Linked DNA regions of Homo sapiens: region 2 is linked to region 1. A link is an interaction called in ENCODE POLR2A ChIA-PET data of the cell type or tissue named here. Cell type or tissue: OCI-LY7. All regions are shown on one strand. Each heading gives the region's core, and the rest is flanking DNA. Links, peaks and the distances in the headings are about the cores only. Region 1 holds the start of BABAM1 (BRISC and BRCA1 A complex member 1). Region 2 holds the start of SNORA118 (small nucleolar RNA, H/ACA box 118).

Region 1 (2,910 bases), core at 350-2,849:
TGGCTCATTGCAACCTCCACCTCCTGGGTTCAAGAAATTCTCCTGCCTCAGCCTCCCGAGTAGCTGGGATTACAAGTGCCCACCACAATGCCCAGCTAATTTTTGTATTTTTAGTAGAGACAGGGTTTCACCATGCTGACCAGGCTGGTCTCGAACTCCTGACCTCAAGTGATCTGCCAGCCTCGGCCTCCCAAAGTGCTGGGATTACAGGCGTGAGCCACCGCACCCGGCTAGGGATGGGTTTTTCCCATGTTGGCGAGGCTGGTCTTAAACTCCTGACCTCAGGTGATCCACTCACCTCAGCCTCCCAAAGTGTTGGGATTACAGGCATGAGCCACCGACCCCACCAGCCCCAGAAACATTTAAGAGCCACTTGAAGCCTCAGTTTATTTATTTATTTTATTTTATTAGATGGAATCTTGTTCTGCCACGCAGGCTGGAGTGCAGTGGTGCGATCTCGGCTCACTGCAACCTCCACCTCCTGGGTTCAAGCAATTCTTCTGCCTCAGCCTTCTGAGTAGCTGTGATTATAGGTGCGCGCCACCACACCCAGCTAATTTTTTGTATTTTTAGTAGAGACGGGGTTTCACCATATTGGCCAGGCTGATCTCTAACTCCTGACCTCGTGATCCACCCACCTCAGCCTCCCAAAATGCTGGGATTATAGGTGTGAGCCACTGCCCCCAACTCCTCAGTTGTTTTTTTTTTTTTGAGGGTCAAAGAAGCCGGCCACATTGGCCAGGCTCTAATTCGAGAATAGCCGGAGGGGCTGTGTAAGGTGAGCTTTGAAGCATAAAGAACTTGCCAGAAAAGCAACAGGAGGAACAGCATTCCAGGCAGAAGGAACTTCCTGGGCAAAGGCTTAGAGCCTTCAAAGAGCCGCTCTAGGTGACACAGCGAGACTCCATCTCAAAAAAACAAAAACAAAAACGAAAAAAAAAAACACAACAAAAACCCAGCTCTACTAAAAATACTATATATATCTCAGCCGGGCCTGGTGGTGCATGCCTGTAATCCCAGCTACTTGGGAGGCTGAGGCAGGAGAATTGCTCGATCCCTGGAGGTGGAGGTTGCAGTGAGCCGAGATTGAGCCACTGCACTCCAGCCTGGGCGACAGAGCAAGACTCTTGTCTCAAAAAAATAAAAATAAATAAATAAATACTTCTGGGGCTAAGGGGGAAGTGTGCACTAAGAAGACAACGGCAGCCTGGGCGACAGAGTGAGACTCCATCTAAAAAATAAAAATAAAAAAAAAAGGAAGGAAGCCTAGGGTAGTCTGATGCGGTGGTCCTCGCCTGTAGTCCCAGCTACTTGAGCGATCGCTTGGCTGTAGTGACTAGCCATGATCGCGTGACTGCAGTCTAGTTTGGGCGACAGAGCGATACCCTGTCTCTAAAAATAAGAAAAAAAAAAGCCATGAAAAAAGAGGTAGGCTTGAAATAGGCCCGACTTAGCTTCGCTCCACCTACAGTGACCCAATAAGACCAGAGTAAGTATTTTTTGATTCATGCAAATATATGTAAAATAAGGAACAAGAATTAAGTAATTGGGAAGGGCCCTGGATGCTCAGGCCACACCCACATGGGAATACCTGCCCCACATGGAGGCTCAGGCCAGCTCCACCAATCACCAATCAGCTCCTCCTCTTTCCCTAAATCGGCCTTCTCCGTCCCTCTTAGCCTATCACATTGCAAGCTCCACCTCTATTCCACGTTTCAGCCTATCACGGTAGAAGCACTGACTATTGTAGTCTGATTCGGCCAAAAACAAAAATTCACTAATTTTTTTAATCCAATCACATTTCATACTTTGCTCCAGTGTAGCCAATCACATTCCAGGTCCCGCCGCACCCAGCTCCAGGCAGCTCTCACTCCAAACCCCACCCCCAACCCAGTTTCAGCCTATCAGTTTCCAAGTTCTTTCTAGCCTCAACCAGTTTCTGTCTCTGCTTGTTCTGCAGCCCGCTGAACTACATTTCCCAGGAGGCGTCGGGGCTGCGCCGTACAACTTCCGGCTGTAAAGATGGCGGCTTCCTAGTGAGTCGGCGGCTGATTTAGAAGGAGGTTCAGGCTACGGTGAGCCGAAGGTGGGTGGTGAAAGCGTGTGGGGCCCGTTCCTAGGGGCCCAGCTCCCTTTGCCCCAAGAGATCCAGCTCCTCGCCTTTCCTGGGGCTTCCGCCTTTATTTCTGGTTTCTCCTGCAGTGTAGCCTCCATCCTTCTTGCTGCCGCTAAAGCCTTGTTTTTCTTAGAGGTGTGGGGACTGCAAGGCGCTCAAAGACCATCTTGGGAAGCCCGTGCCTATTTCCCAGATAGACAAACTGCTCCATTCGCGTCCTGTTTCTCTCCAAGGGGAACCACAGTACTAATATTTTGCTTCTCCCTCATGCAGACACCCGCTAGGGACGAGGGTGTCCTAGAGGTTATTATTCCCTTATTCACCAAGACATTTTCAGTTTTAGGTAACAGAAAACCCTACTCAATCTGGCTTAAGGAAGAAAAGGAAGTTGGTGGCTTATAGATTGGGTCTAACAGGAGCTGGGTCCAGGTGGTCAGAATTCGATCTGCAGTTTTCTCGGTGGAGACCATTTCGCTTTTTACCGAGGCAAAAGGGGCCCCTCACAGCTCTCAACTTTATTCTACCAGCTCTGCAACTCTAATGAGAGTCTCTTTTCCTTGATGACACTGCTAGAAGTTGCAGAGCTGCCACTCAATGGCCTGATTTGGGTCATGTGCCCATCCCTGAGCCATTTTCAGTGGCCAGAGAGCTGGGATGTGCTCACTGGCCGAGTAGGGGCATGGGGCTAGCACTACGTTAAAAAAAAAAAGAGGAAAAAAGAGGGGGGACTGTTATCTTATGTCGGAGTGGCTGCTCGGCTGAGAGGTGTAAAAGGCAGCCATTCTGCAGCTGAG
Region 2 (2,910 bases), core at 157-2,656, 170 kb before region 1:
GAGCGGGTGTGTTAGCCTTGGGGTATTTTGGTGAGACAATTCGGTTTAAGGAAGGAAACACGTTTTCAGGACCCGTACCCCAAAACACAACCATAACCCGAGGTCGCCACTTGGCTGAGCTGTCCCCCACAGGGACTTCAGGTCCCTGGTTCCTCCATCCCCAATCTGCTTCCTTCCATTCCCGCCAGAACCAGGGTATTTTCCAAGGGCAGGTTTCACATCCACTTGGGGCAGGGATCTTAAGCCACAGTAAGACTAATTTCCAGGTCCCAGGTCTCCTGGGAAACCCCAAAAGACTGAGCCCTGCCGAGTGAGAACATTCTCTGAAGCTCTGATAATCAAAACAGCGTGGCACCTCACAAGCCTCAGCAGCCCAGAGGCGGACCACATGTATAAAATAACGCCATGTGTAGTATTTAACAAAGGAGGCTCCCCAATCCAGGGAGGGAAGGATTCTTTCACAAAAGGCATGAAAACAGTTGCTTCCATGTTTGGAAGCAGTTTTGTTTTGTTTTTTGTTTGTTTTTTTGATACATGGTCTTGCTCTGTGGCCCAGGCTGGAGTGCAGTGGCATGATCACAGCTCACTGCAGCCTTGGCCTCATGGGCTCAGGCAATCCCCCTGCCTCGGCCTCCCGAGTAGCTGGGATTATAGATGTGCACCACCACGCCCAGCTAATTTTTTAATTTTTTATAGAGATGGCGTCTTGTGGCCAGGCACAGTGGCTCACACCTGTAATCCCAGCACTTTGGGAGGCCGAGGTAGGAGGGTCACTTGAGGTCAGGAGTTTGAGACCAGCCTGGCCAACATGGTGAAACCCCATCTCTACTAAAAATACAAAAATTAGCTGGGTATGGTAGTGTTCAGGCCCAGGTATAGGGGGTCAGCCCAGAGCTGTGGGTGAAAGGACAGGCCCATGGTCCCACCTGTGGGAGCAGGAGAGGACCAGGCCGATGAGCCTTGCAGGGGGCACGCCAGCTTGTGGTCCCAGCTAGTTTCTGCTCCCACCACCCCCATCCCACTCCCAGGGAGGGATGTCCCTTCTAGGGCTACCCCCTTCCCTGCAGCCCTGGCTGCTCAGCAGCCGCCTTGAGCAAGCCCTTATCCACTTCCTCCTGGCCTGGGGGCGGGGCACGCATCTGCCAGTCCTGTGACCGTCCCCTTCAGCCCCATCTCTGAGAGTGGGGTTTCCTGAGAGTCTGCCCTTCTGCCCCGCACACCAGGGGCCCAGAGCTGCAGAAGCCCCCACAGGCTTTGTTCCCAGCAGGGCTCAGAGGGCTCCTGGTGCTCCATCAGCAGTCCCTGGAGGACACGGAGCAGTCTCAAGTGCAGCCGTCCATGTGGCCTTCAGCCCTTGTGATTCCATGAGCTAGCATCAGCCGTCCCCTCAGTGGGTGGCAGAGGCTGCCGGGAGCAGAAGAAAGAGCCCATCCTTGGGTTCTCCTGGCTTCTCGCTCAGAGCTGCTCTCTGCTGTGAAGGAGGAAGTAGGCATATCCCAGTGAGTTTTGCGTCGCCTACATCCAGGCAGCTCAGCCATAAGTCAGCCCAAAGCCCGCCAGCTGGGAGCTGCACTGAGCCCCTGGTCACAAAAGTGAACGTCACAGGACGGGCCAACTCTGCCCAGGCCTCGCTGTGTGCACATACACAGGTGTACGCATGTATGTAGGCATGAACATGTGGGTGGACATGTGCATGCAAGTGTTTTGTGTACAAGCATATACGTGTGGCTGGGCACATGTGTGTGCATGAGTGTTCATATGGAAGTATATGCTGGGCGAGGCGGCTGGATCACTTGAGGCTAGAAGTTGGAGACCAGCCTGGCCAACATGGCAAAGCCCTGTCTCTATTAAAAGTACAAAAATTAGCCAGACGTGGTGATGCACGCCTATATCCCAGCTACATGGGAGGCTGAAGCACGAGAATCTCTTGAACCCAGTAGGCAGAGGTTGCAGTGAGCTGAGATCGCACCGCTGCATTCCAGCCTGGGTGACAGAGCAAGGCTCCGTCAAAAAAAAAAAAAAAAAAAAAGCGCTTGCACATATGTTTTTTCATACCTGTGTCCTTGTATGCATGTGCATGCATGTGAGTGTGTATACAAGCATATGACTATGTGTACAAGCATGTGTGTGCATAGTGTGTCCATGTGTGTGCTGTGTTTATATGAGCATGGGTGTGTCCTATGTTGTGTTCACAGAGGTGTGTTCATGTTTGTATACTGTATGCACAGAAGTGTGTGTATTCACATGTGTTTCCTCTGTGTACATGCAAGCACATGGAAGTACATATGCCAGTGCACACACACATTCATGCATGTGTGATTAAGACATGTATCTTGGCCAGGCACTGTGGCTCACACCTGTAATCCTGGCACTTTGGGAGGCTGAGGTGGGCGGATCACCTGAGGTCAGGAGTTGGAGACCAGCCTGACCAACATGGTGAAACCCTGTCTCAACCAAAAATACAAAAAATTAGCTGGGCGTGGTGGTGCACGCCTGTAATCCCAACTACTTGGGAGGCTGAGGCAGGAAAATGGCTTGAACCTGGAGGCAGAGGTGCAGTGAGCCAAGATCGTGCCACTGCACTCCAGCCTGGGCAACAAGAGTGAAACTCCCATTTCAAAAAAAAAAAAAGAAAAAGACATATATCTTCGGTTTGGGCTCCTGTATTCCTTACCTGGATTAGAAGTGCGTAAACCTCTGTCCATCTTCCTTGGCCCTGTGGAGCTGCCTGGGAACATTCCATGATTAACTCTCGTGGCGTCCTGGGACGACCAGGTGAGCGATACCATGTGGCACCTGGGAACCTGACGTACCTTTAGATTTCCGACCATCTCCCTGCTGTGGTGTCTGAGGAACTGTGCCTGGGCTCAAGGGCTGAACTTTTGAATACAGAGTAAGAAGTTTTAGAAA

What was found. Peaks named below come from ENCODE experiments on the same cell type or tissue, not always from the same donor. Only the 100,000 strongest peaks of a DNase experiment are listed, where the experiment ranks them.
Region 2: POLR2A ChIA-PET joins it to region 1 with 26 read pairs; 4 of 35 experiments call an interaction of 5 or more read pairs at or near these places.

What each region holds. Positions count from the first base shown.
Region 1 is chr19:17,265,442-17,268,351 of GRCh38, forward strand. It overlaps BABAM1 (BRISC and BRCA1 A complex member 1), which reads left to right and starts at 2,002. Exons shown (of 9, transcript NM_014173.4): 1 at 2,002-2,086. RefSeq lists enhancers at 1,052-1,511, 1,772-2,271, 1,779-2,490. In OCI-LY7, for the core only: no CTCF peak of the experiment used is centred there; a DNase peak (open chromatin) is centred at 1,860; H3K4me3 peaks cover 1,591 bases; H3K27ac peaks cover 1,998 bases.
Region 2 is chr19:17,090,715-17,093,624 of GRCh38, forward strand. All of the region lies in intron 1 of MYO9B (myosin IXB), which reads left to right. SNORA118 (small nucleolar RNA, H/ACA box 118) reads left to right here and starts at 1,521; the gene lies at 1,521-1,651. In OCI-LY7, for the core only: no CTCF peak of the experiment used is centred there; a DNase peak (open chromatin) is centred at 1,120.